2 separate regions of the Mus musculus genome follow, and region 1 is linked to region 2. The links are chromatin loops, found by intact Hi-C in ENCODE. Cell type or tissue: left cerebral cortex. All regions are shown on one strand. Links, peaks and the distances in the headings refer to the core of each region. The heading gives the core; the rest is flanking DNA. Region 1 overlaps Ppp1r1a (protein phosphatase 1, regulatory inhibitor subunit 1A). Region 2 overlaps Nckap1l (NCK associated protein 1 like).

Region 1 (5,369 bases), core at 223-5,222, 49 kb after region 2:
ATTAGCACCACCAGCACCACATTCCTTGTATGGCAGGCTTTGTATGTGTCAGGTGTTGAGCCACACTCATTGGAAGACTCCAAAACAACTCCAGCAAAATAGACGCCAGCCCTGCTGGTAAAGTGGCCAGCGGTGAAGGCAGAACTGTAGCCCTGGCTCCCATACAGGGTCAAGTACTGATCTAAGTCTGATGGGGTTTCCCTCCTTTTCCAGCCAGGGCAGGATCTCTGGGGTCTAAGGTGGTAACTACAATTAGACAAAGTGAGTCAAATCATGCTGTATGGAATACACCCATGTCCTTGACTGGGCTTTTAGCTATTATTCCACCCTCTCAGGCTGTGATTCCTCCCTATACCCCAGTGGGTAAAGCTGTCTTCCTGCAAGGCTGGGGAACTGCATTCTGTTACCCTCCCAGGATTGTACATACTTTGTGCTGTCCCGGGGGTATCTGGCCTTGACGCCGAGCCTGTGTCTGGGATCCCAGGTGGGCAGGACTCCTGGTTCCCTGTGCTCTCAGTGGCTCCCTCAGGTTCTTCCCCTTGCTTCTGTTGCCCTAGGTGATGTTCAACCATCGTCTGGAGCTCTGGAGGCAGAGAGAAAGGGAGGAAACATTGGATATAACTGCCTAAAATCTCCTGTGAGAGGTCTCCTAAATTCACTAGTCCCACCATTGGGTCTGTGCATGTTGCTGGGTGCTTTAATTTCCCAGAACTGGGCTCTAAATTAGGAGGAACATTTGCTGGGCAATAAGGAGAGATGAAAGCAGGAGCATAATGTCTTTTCAAAGGCAAACAGAGGGGAAGAGCCTTTCAGTGCAGAAGACACTCCTAATGCACTAGGACCTGTGGTCTCTCCTTAGAGGCAGGAGAGAAGCCTCAATTTGGACTCAGGGAATATAGTACCTTGCATGAGCTGTGCTGATGAGGTTACATGTACTATTTCTCTGTCATAGTGAGGAGGTGGTATTCTGGTTTGGTCTAGGGACCAGCTTCCTCAAGCTACAGGAGCCTTCTTCACATCGCAATAACTCCACTCAAATAAAGGCAGACCCAGTAACCTCCCATTGACTCCCTGCAAAGGGTTACTAGATCTACTCTCCACTTTCAGCCAGATGAGAAATTGGGAAGGGGATGCCAAACCTTTCATGGTGGGTGTGGTCCTTGTCATCTTCTTCCGTTGCCGTGGAGACATTGACAAGGTGGACTGTGAAGGACACAGAGTCTGGATGGGTGCCAGCTCTTCCCACCCTTTTCTGCTTTGGCATGATTTTGGATTAGAGATTAGGGCAGGTGGGTTTTAGGAGCGAGAGGAAATTCTTGTTTCCAACAGGGTGAGCTTGGAGACAGTGTATGATGGCAGGGGGGCATGCATTTTTTGGGGTGCATAGAAGAGGACATCAAAGGTCCTACTGGTGAGGTACAAGGCTTTTGTTTTGGGTTCATGGGTGCTCTGGGTCTGTATATGCTAAGTGGTGCTCTCTTTACCGAGCTACACCCCAGATCTGGAGGATGAGGGTTTGGCTTTTGAGGCCTGGGCTGAATGGTAGGGGCCAGCTCACCTTGAGAAGTGAGTTGGGGATCCGGTCTTCATCTATTTCTGGGGGAAGTAGGGGAAAAACAGTGATAAGAGCAGGAAACCCAAAAGTTTCCTCAAGACCCGAGTTCTTAAGAAGAAGGTACACAGCAGATCCCCCTGTACTGTGGCTTGGCTTTGTCAAAACAGAGTGGACCCTCTGACCAGCCTAAGCCTGCATCCTGGCCTCAGGCTCTGAAGACTGTGAAGGCAAATGTGTGGCCCTTCGGCGTTTTTGTTTTTGTTTTTGTTTCCTCCTCTGCAGCATCCAGGTCTCTTTTCCCTTCTAGTCATTCTTTTACCCCCAGACCAGAGCTGAGCCTTCACAGGAGCAGGGCTCCCTGAGAGAGAATAGCAAACTCATTCTGGTCAGGGTCCATAGATGTGCACCATTTATGAAAGTTGGGGTGGGGAGAGCTGGAGACTTTGGCCCGATTTCAGACTAGCCTGGTCACTTTTTTACACTTACCAAGCTCCTCTGACATTCTCTAAGACCTTGTGTCCTCAGACCCTGGTGGGGAGTCTGGTGACCAGAATTCTAGCTGCTCCCTGAGCTGTTTCTAACCTCACCCTCTGGGGACCTGATGCTAGATGATGGAGACAATCTCTCCCCCTCACAGCTGTCACTACTGCATTTGGAGTGGAAATAGCAGACATCTTAGTTGCTGGAGAAAACTACAAGGCTGTTGTCACAGCAACCTGCACTAAATTGACCATCCTGATGCCTGGGGGCTTAGGAATCAGGTTGTCCCCTCCCCGCCTAGCAGATTTCCATGTTTGTAAAAGCAAAATAAATCTTGCTGAGTCAGCACGGGGAAATCTCTACTACTGAGGTCTGCCCTATCTCTCTAGCACCCATCCCCTCTTACAAGGGGTTACCTGGGGAGGACTGATCACTGGTCAGCACAAGTGTGGCAGGGGTGGGGCGGCGCCTCCGAATCTGGGTTAGGGGAGGAAGAATAAGAGGTCAAGTTCGCTAGGAATACCCCCCCCCAGTCCGATTCTGCACATCCCCCCAAAAGTTACTGGTTACTCTGGAGTTCCATTGGCCCATTCCCTTCTTCAGGGGTGAGCTGCTCTTGGGGACACAAGAAACTACACAGTCCCTTCCTTGTACTGTCTCTTCATCCTCTCCTTGTCCTCCCCAGCTCTCCTTTCGGAAACTCTGTCCACTCTGTGCATTGATTTCTGTCCATCCTGGATCAATGGTCAGAAATAACATGAGAGATCAGAGGGCTTTCCCTCAGACTCCAGTCCACCCCTGAAGCAGACATTAACCCTTTGTGGGCTCATACCTGTCTTCAGAAGGCCTCCCTCAGGTTCATCCACCATGAAGGAAGGGCTGAGTGCACCATTCCCCTGGCCACCACGGTCCCTCAATACTCTAAGGTTTCACTAGCCTTGGACACAATGGCTTTTTAATTGGCCAGGAATAGGGGAAGTGGTCCTAATGGTGAACAGGACTTGAGGAGGTAGAATCCTGGCCAGCCCCAGGGGAAATGATCATATAAAGCAGACCGGTGGCATGAGTTCCAACTGAATGCCCCCCTCCTGCTGCTGGCTTTTCTTCCTGTCCTGCTATCTATTAAGCTGATTGTTGCTGAATCCTATAGACTCTTAGGATGTGTAGTTTTTCCTTTTCTGGGGAAGGTTTGGAAGAGAGAGGCATCACATGGGTAGAGCTCCTGCTGTTCTCTCAGGGCTGTGGGTAGATAAAGCTAGCAGTCCTGGGGAAGCAGGGTCCAGTGAGGACGCAACGGATCAGATTTAGATCTGTTCATATTTGTCTCTTGTCATCATCAGCATTGGCAGTGGTGGCTGGAGGTGACAAGATACCTAGAAAGTGGGAATAGTAGGAAGGACTGTTTGAGCCAGAGAGGGGGCTCTTTCCAAAGAAAGAAACAGCATGTATGGAACAGAGTGACTTCTTGCTTCAGGGAAAACTAGTGGCATCTGCTTTTAGTGACATTTCAAGGTCCCAGCAGAGCCAGACCTCTGTGTGTGTGTGTGTGTGTGTGAATACTGAATGTGAATTGTCTCTGGCTGCTCCTGGTACAAGATGCTTCGTGTATGTGGGAGTGGGACCATCCCTTTGATCCCTTACTTTCTTTCTGTTTTGGTGGGGGTGGGGTTGCCACTGGAGAGTAGTGGAAGTGACTGAGACTGTGGAAGGGGTATCAGTGACTTGATGCAGTACCTGTATTGGGAACCCAAGGAGCCCATGACCAAAGGTCAGCAGGGCTCTGAGGTTGGACAGACTCTTACTTACCTTACTTAACAGACTCCCCCAACCCCCAACCCCAGACAGGGATTTGAAGCACTCTGAGTCTTTGAGAATTGTGGTGTTGAGGCAGGAGGCAGGAGGCAGGAGGCAGGAGGCAGGAGGCAGGAGGCAGGAGGCAGGAGGCAGGAGGCAGGAGGCAGGAGGAGACTCCCTGGATCCCAAGAGAGATGGCTCTTTTCTGTTTCTGCCCCTACCTAACCTAGCTCTCAAGGACATCTGAAGGTTGTGGAGGAGGGCTGTCCCCACACTCTGCTGTACACTTAGCTTCCCACTTTTTCTTCACCCTCCCACTTCCACCCCATGGAAGTTGGGGTAGGAGCTCCTGCTATGTTTGGTGCTTTTGCCTACATACTTGGTAACAGCAGGAAGAACCGGGGCAAACTTTCAGAGCCAGGAGACAGATTTCTGAAGACTAGAAAAGAGCAGACAGAGTCCCAGCTTTTCTCTCACTTTGACTCCCCAACACTGTCATGTGCCCTCTTGTGTTCCCTTGTCCCCAGCTCTGTAAACCAGCTGGCCAGCCCTCCTTCAAACCCCCTTTTTTTTTTTTTTTTTAGATTTATTTATTTATTATATGTAAGTACACTGTAGCTGTCTTCAGACACTCCAGAAGAGGGAGTCAGATCTTGTTACGGATGGTTGTGAGCCACCATGTGGTTGCTGGGATTTGAACTCTGGACCTTCGGAAGAGCAGTCGGGTGCTCTAACCCACTGAGCCATCTCACCAGCCCCTTCAAACCCCTTTGACACCAAACAGAAGCAGGTGTCAGGTCCTGTCTGCCATTGGGAGGCAGATCTCAGAACCTCTGGCTCCCACAGTCTCCACTTCTGGGCCTGCTTTCCTGTTTCAAAAGTCGTCTGAGCCAATCTGCTGTTTCTGGGCATAGGCATAGTCCATAGAAACAGTCTTCATTCTCCTCATCTCATGTGTGTGAGGTCTCAAACTCCCTCTCCAGCCCCTTGGTCCCCAGGTAGGGAGAGGAGAAGCTGGGTACCTGCTCCTCCCTGGATCTGAGAAGTAGAAGTTTCAAAGTGTACACCTGCTGGGTCCCTTTTCATCCACACCCAATTCTATGAATCGGCTCTAGCAATGTGGAAACCTTTTTCTCCTGCTCATCCCCAGAGGTCTGATTCTTTCAGGTGGAGAGCTTGACAGTGAGTGGCTGGGGGCAGGAGTCCTGGGGAGCTGGATGCTCTTGGGGAGGGATGGTCTTCACAATCCAGGGAATGCAAAAGAAGGCAGGCTGCAGATAGTAGCCCCTTCCATACGCTCACTGACGCTGACACACACTGCTCACTCACACACTGCCGCCTCTGCCAGGCTGCTCAGAGCTAAAAATAGGCCAGGCCAGGAGGCTGGGCCAGGGCCCTGCACTCCCACCCGATGAGCCAAGCTTTCTTGGTGGCTTGCTCGTGGCTAAGCTTGGACCCCAGGCCCAGACGCTCCAGATCGCCGCGCTGCGCCCCGCATCTCACCCCCACTCCCTACTCCATAGGGCAGAGTTATACCCAG
Region 2 (5,369 bases), core at 162-5,161:
TGTGTCAAGTCCAGTAGATTGTTCTGAACAGAGAAAGGGGCCCTCTTGGACAGCACCATTTTCTTTGAACTTTTTAATGAGCCAAGAGGTAGATTTCTCCCTCCCCAAGCCACTGGGTGGCGCTTTAAATCTACTATCAGTTTAGCAGAATACTGGGAAGGGGCTAGTCTGGCTAGGTGGATGTACTTTACCAGCTAGTCTAGGGCTTTGAGCATTTATAGTAGGATTGCCTCTCTCACAGAGATAGCTACCTTCTAGTACCCACTGAATACTGCTGCACTAAATTATTTTTTTAATGTAAATGTTCAATTTGACAACTAATTGTAATTAGTGGGGAAAACACTGATTGGAAGCTGAGCTTGGCTCACTGGTGGTTAGCCATCATGCTGTAAAATGCAAACTCAGAGCTGGTATCCTGGTGAGTGCTGCAGTTGGTAGGCCTTTGTCTGCAGACACTGCTGGAGTCAGCTCCTCTGACTTCTCCAGAGGTTAGGAGAGAAGATTTGAAGACTGGGTGATGTGTGCTCTTAGCCAGAGGTTAGATTTGAGACCATATTCTGGGATCCTGGGTCTAGCCTTCTTATGGGAGGATATAGCTTAGGTGTATTTCAGAGGCACCCAGCTAATACTTTTAAAAATGCCAGTGTGAGCCTGTCTTACCTGGCAGAGAGGGTAAGAGCAAGGGAAATTCAGTTGTTGAAAGCGAGCAAGGCTGAAGGCTGGCAATGCATGACACTGAATTGAAGGCATGGTGGCATTCCTATGGATTGGAGGCCACGTGGAATCACATCTCTGCTTCTGAGCCAAAGGCGTTAGGGTGTTAAATAGATTGCAGTATTGTCTTCTTTCAGTCTTTCTTCTTCACTCTAGTCCCTAGCAGGTTGTCTCCCTGACTCTACCATGGTGGTGGCAGAAATGACTGGATGTTAACTCGTGCTTCCCTGACCCAACCTCTCCTCCTGCTCCACAGGTACCTAGAAAGTCTCCTTAGACAGGCGAGCAGTGGAGCCATTGTCCTCTCCCCAGCCATGCAGGCCTTCATCAGCCTTCCCCGAGATGGAGAGCAGAACTTCAGTGCTGAGGAGTTCTCGGACATCTCTGGTGAGTCCAGGGCCCTGGTCTCCTTGCCACAGAATTGAACTTTGTTCTTCAACAGTACCTTGGCCTAAATCCTCCTGCTTTCCAAGAAGCCCATTTGGTGTTTCTCCTGGTATCTCTGCTGGACTCTGCTCAACTTTTAGGACACATAAAAAGAGAGTCTAAAGCAAGGCTTGGGGGATGAAGGTGAAGTGAAAAAAGGATAGAGGTTTAGGAATTAGGCAGGCTCACTAGTCACTGAAGGGATGTATTCTTATAGGGTGGTGACCGATTTAAAGTTTGAGGAGGACATTCTTATGGGAGGCATATTAAGTGGTGATCTGATATCCTGGAGTCTTCTTCCTTGATGATTTCTTGATGAGATGGTGAAAGACCAAGTTTTAAGTACTTACACCTAGAATTCAAGCCACACAAAAGCCTCAAGGGAACTCCTCTTGCTATTCCCATTTTCCAGATGAACATACCAAGGCACTGAGAAGTTGGGAGGTGCTGAGGTCGAACATCCATAAATGGTGGGACTTCAACTCAGACAGTCAAATGTGTATGTGTGTGGGGGCGTGCACACACACACACACACACACACACACACACACACACATATAGGGTTACTAACACAGAAAAGGGAGATATGGTGAGTTGAAAAGCTATTCCTTTTTAAAAGAGGATTTGAAACCCTGTAATTCCTCCTTAAGACTTGTGGTACCAACTGAGAATTAGTGAAGGATCCTATTTCTTCCCCTTTTCTCTCACCTCCATGTAAATGATGGATTGTGCATGGGACCTAGGATAGGCAGAGGTATCTCACGACTCAGACTTCTTCATTCTACTTTTCTGGGGAAGGCAAGGAAGCCAAAGTACATATCTTTGTTTTCCATCTCTGCCTCCTTACTATCCCCTGCATTCTATCCGTAAACAGACTATACTTTGCCTGCTGCAGGTTTTAGATGCCCCCTTTCATCAGCTCTACCCACAAGCTGTAGGCAGCCTCTAAAACCTGCTTTAGGTCTTGCTGACAACTGACAAGCAGCGGGAGGCAGTGCACATTCACCCTTCTGCCACCCCCACCCCAATTTGTCTGGGTTGCCATGGTGATGGGGCAATGTTACTTCAAAAATAGATAGATAAGAAGAAAAGGATGCCATAGGGTTACTAACTGGGGGTAGTGATGGCTGGAGTAGAGGGTTTTGCAGATCCACCCAGTAGACCAGCCTGCTGCCTCTTCATTAGTTTCAGAGATGGCAATTTTGACCCTTTCCCCCTCAGGCAGCAGTGTTAGCTTTCTGAGGTAGCTAGTTGATTGTAAAATCCTTTTACAATTCTCAGCTTAGTACTGTGGCTGTAAATTGGTGACTCTATAAATGTCTGGTATTTACTTTGGAGCAGGCATCACATTAACTGCAGTGACCAAGGCAGTTGGTTCTTCTGTAGTTGATGGAGGTGAATGGCATTAACTGGACCTTCCTCCAAAGACTGCAGCCAGGAACCCCAGTTTCCCTTCCTTTCTGAATTCCGATTAAAGATGTTGAACGTGTCTTTCTTACTCTGCTCTCCTGTTACTTCTGGTCTCTTATGCTGGAATGGCCCATAGCCAAAGATCACAGCCAGAGTCTCTTCCATATGAGCTTGCCACTAGGATTTCCAACCTGGGATTCCCCCAGGCAAATTTGATTTAACTCAGAAAGGGCAAAAGCAAGCTGGTGGGACTGATAAAGCCTTAGGGGCAAGTCTAGATTTGGAAGAATAAATAATTTAAAGCAAAAAGAACTGAGACTCTGGGGAATGTGTGCTGATTATGAAAAAGAAAAGGCAGCTCAGGGGGAAACTGGGCCAGTGAGATATTAAATACCAGAGGTCTGAGAAACGAGACCTCAGATGCATATGCATTGTCTCTGCAGGGATGGAGGGGAGGGCTTTGCACTGGGTTTCTGAACATCCCTCTGATGTGATTAATTTACCTTGGTCAGGCACCTAATCTCATCACCTGTAAAGCCATGGTGAGGTGCCTCTGCCTCAAACCGCATAGGGCTTCTGGTAACAATCATGTAAGATACCCCCTTTTCATCTGCACTAAGTTTCCTACAGTGTTTATCAATACAGTTTCTTATGCTCCCATCACCTCCGAAGAATTCATGATTTCTTTTCATATTACAGAGGAACAAAGTGGCTCTGAGAGGTTTAGTGACTTCTTTGAGGCTTCACATCCAATAAAGCAAGTTTAGCTAGGATAACAATAGCAAAACCCAGAAAAAGGGACCGGGAAGTACAGATTCATATAAGAAGCAAATGGGGGCCTGGAAAGATGGCTCAGCAGTTAAGAGTACCAGCTACTCCTCTGGAGGACTGGAGTTTAAGCTCCAATAACCACACAGTCTTTAACTCTGGCTTCATGAGATCTGATGTCCTCTTCTGGCCTATATGGGAATTTCATGCTCATGGTGCACATACATTCGGGCACACAGACACATCAATTTTGATTTTTTAAAAAAGAAGAAAATAGCTATCATCATGTGAGTTGAGTCATGCTATAGGTACCAGTGAGGAGTGGGGAAATTGTCCCATAGGCAGCCAGACCTGCCACCTATATGTAGGACTGGAAATTCCCCCCCTCCCTGGTTGCCCATGTTCTTTCCTTCCTAGACAACATTTTAAAAATCCAAGGACCTGTGTCCCCTTTGAAATTCTATTCCAGAGATGCGAGCCTTGGCTGAAATTCTTGGTCCCTATGGCATGAAGTTCCTGAGTGAAAACCTGATGTGGCATGTGACCTCTCAGATTGTGGAGCTGAAGGTAGGTAGTATGGCAGGGGCCTGGGAAAAGGTCTTGCCTTGGCACCGTGGGAGCTGGAAGATAGAGTGTTGCTGATTTATCTCCCTGCTGTATGCCTCTGTTTTCTTCAACTGCAGAAGCTTGTGGTGGAAAACATGGATATTCTGGTCCAGATCAGATCCAACTTCAGCAAGCCAGAATTAATGGCATCTCTGCTGCCCCAGCTGACAGGTAAACAAACACCTTTCTAAAGGAACTATGAGGGAGATACTGTGAATGTTGGGGGCTTTGAGGAGCTGGGGATTAATTAGGCTGGGCCTGGAAAAGCAAAACTCATCAACATTCTCCCTTGTTCTCTTTTCTCACAACACACTTCCTCTTCAGGAGCTGAAAATGTGCTGAAACGAATGACCATCATTGGGGTGATTCTCAGTTTTAGGGCCATGGCCCAAGAGGGACTTCAGGAGGTGAGTGGGGGAAGGTTATTGCAAAATCCCTAGGCCTCTCTGCAGATAGGGTTTATGTGAATCATTGTGAGCATGGAGGGGAGGTGGTGGCAGATGTTCTTCAGATACCTGAATTTAGAGAACTTCCAGGCCTGGGGGATGGGGATTGGAATCCTGGCTTCTTAAGTTGAGACCCCCTTCTGGTCAGTTTTGATCTGTGTTTTTGAATTCGCTCATCTTTTTTTTCTCTCTAGGTTTTTTCTGCCCACTGCCCTTTTCTCATGGGCCCCATTGAGTGCCTGAAGGAGTTTGTCACCCCTGACACAGACATTAAGGTGGGGTGCAACTTGGAATTCAGTTAGATGACTTAGTGAAGACAAAAGTTGTCTATAGTATCTTGTAAAAAGCTCTGAAGAGCAAGAGTTGGGACTTAAGTGGGGAAACAGGGTGGGCAGACTTTGAGAGGTAGAGGGAGAGAGGAGAGGAAGAGGGGGAGGGAGAGGGGGAGAGGGAGGGGAAGAGTGGAAGGGGAGGGGGAGGGGAAGGGGAAGGAGAGGGAGGGGGAGAGAGAGGGGGAGGGGGAGAGGGAGAGGGAGAGAGGACAGAGCTGGGGACCCATATGGGGTACAGAGGAAAATGGAAGGCATGAGACACTTGGGGAAACATCTATGTGGGGAGATGGGTAAGATCTGGAGTAGTATAGGTTTTCACTTGAAATGAGCAATATGGAAAGCAGATGCCAAGTTCCTTGCAAACATATCCCCTCCTTAGTCAGAAGTACTTTTTGTAAGATTTGTTCCTTCCTTTCCCACCCACCCTACCTACCTCAGAGGTACCCCTGCCTCAGGCTTTTCTCCCTCTCAGTTCTTAAATACCAGTCCCCCCTAACATCTGTTTCAGGAACCCATGAGGCATAGGAGAGGGAAAGTTTGAGAGAGGAAGAGAACTTGGGGAGAGAGAGAGGGAGAGGGGGGAGAGGGAGAGAGGGAGAGAGGGGGAGAGGGAGAGAGAGAGAGAGAGAGAGAGGGAGAGAGAGAGAGAGAGAGAGAGAGAGAGAGA

The links. Hi-C counts contacts between places; a loop is a spot of excess contacts. Peaks named below come from ENCODE experiments on the same cell type or tissue, not always from the same donor. Only the 100,000 strongest peaks of a DNase experiment are listed, where the experiment ranks them.
Region 1: a loop joins it to region 2, with 5 times the contacts of the local background. A loop is called at or near these places in 8 of 42 quality-filtered maps.

What each region holds. Positions count from the first base shown.
Region 1 is chr15:103,531,899-103,537,267 of GRCm38, forward strand. Ppp1r1a (protein phosphatase 1, regulatory inhibitor subunit 1A) reads right to left here. Exons shown (of 7, transcript NM_021391.3): 2 at 2,452-2,512; 3 at 1,559-1,596; 4 at 1,140-1,203; 5 at 428-583. Among named protein-coding and RNA genes, the nearest start is that of Ppp1r1a, 3.4 kb to the right of the region's middle. In left cerebral cortex, for the core only: no CTCF peak of the experiment used is centred there; DNase peaks (open chromatin) are centred at 2,214, 3,334 and 4,156; H3K4me3 peaks cover 650 bases; H3K27ac peaks cover 2,129 bases.
Region 2 is chr15:103,482,545-103,487,913 of GRCm38, forward strand. It overlaps Nckap1l (NCK associated protein 1 like), which reads left to right. Exons shown (of 31, transcript NM_153505.4): 22 at 971-1,101; 23 at 3,788-3,885; 24 at 4,002-4,095; 25 at 4,249-4,331; 26 at 4,565-4,645. Among named protein-coding and RNA genes, the nearest start is that of Pde1b, 18 kb to the right of the region's middle. In left cerebral cortex, for the core only: no CTCF peak of the experiment used is centred there; no DNase peak of the experiment used is centred there.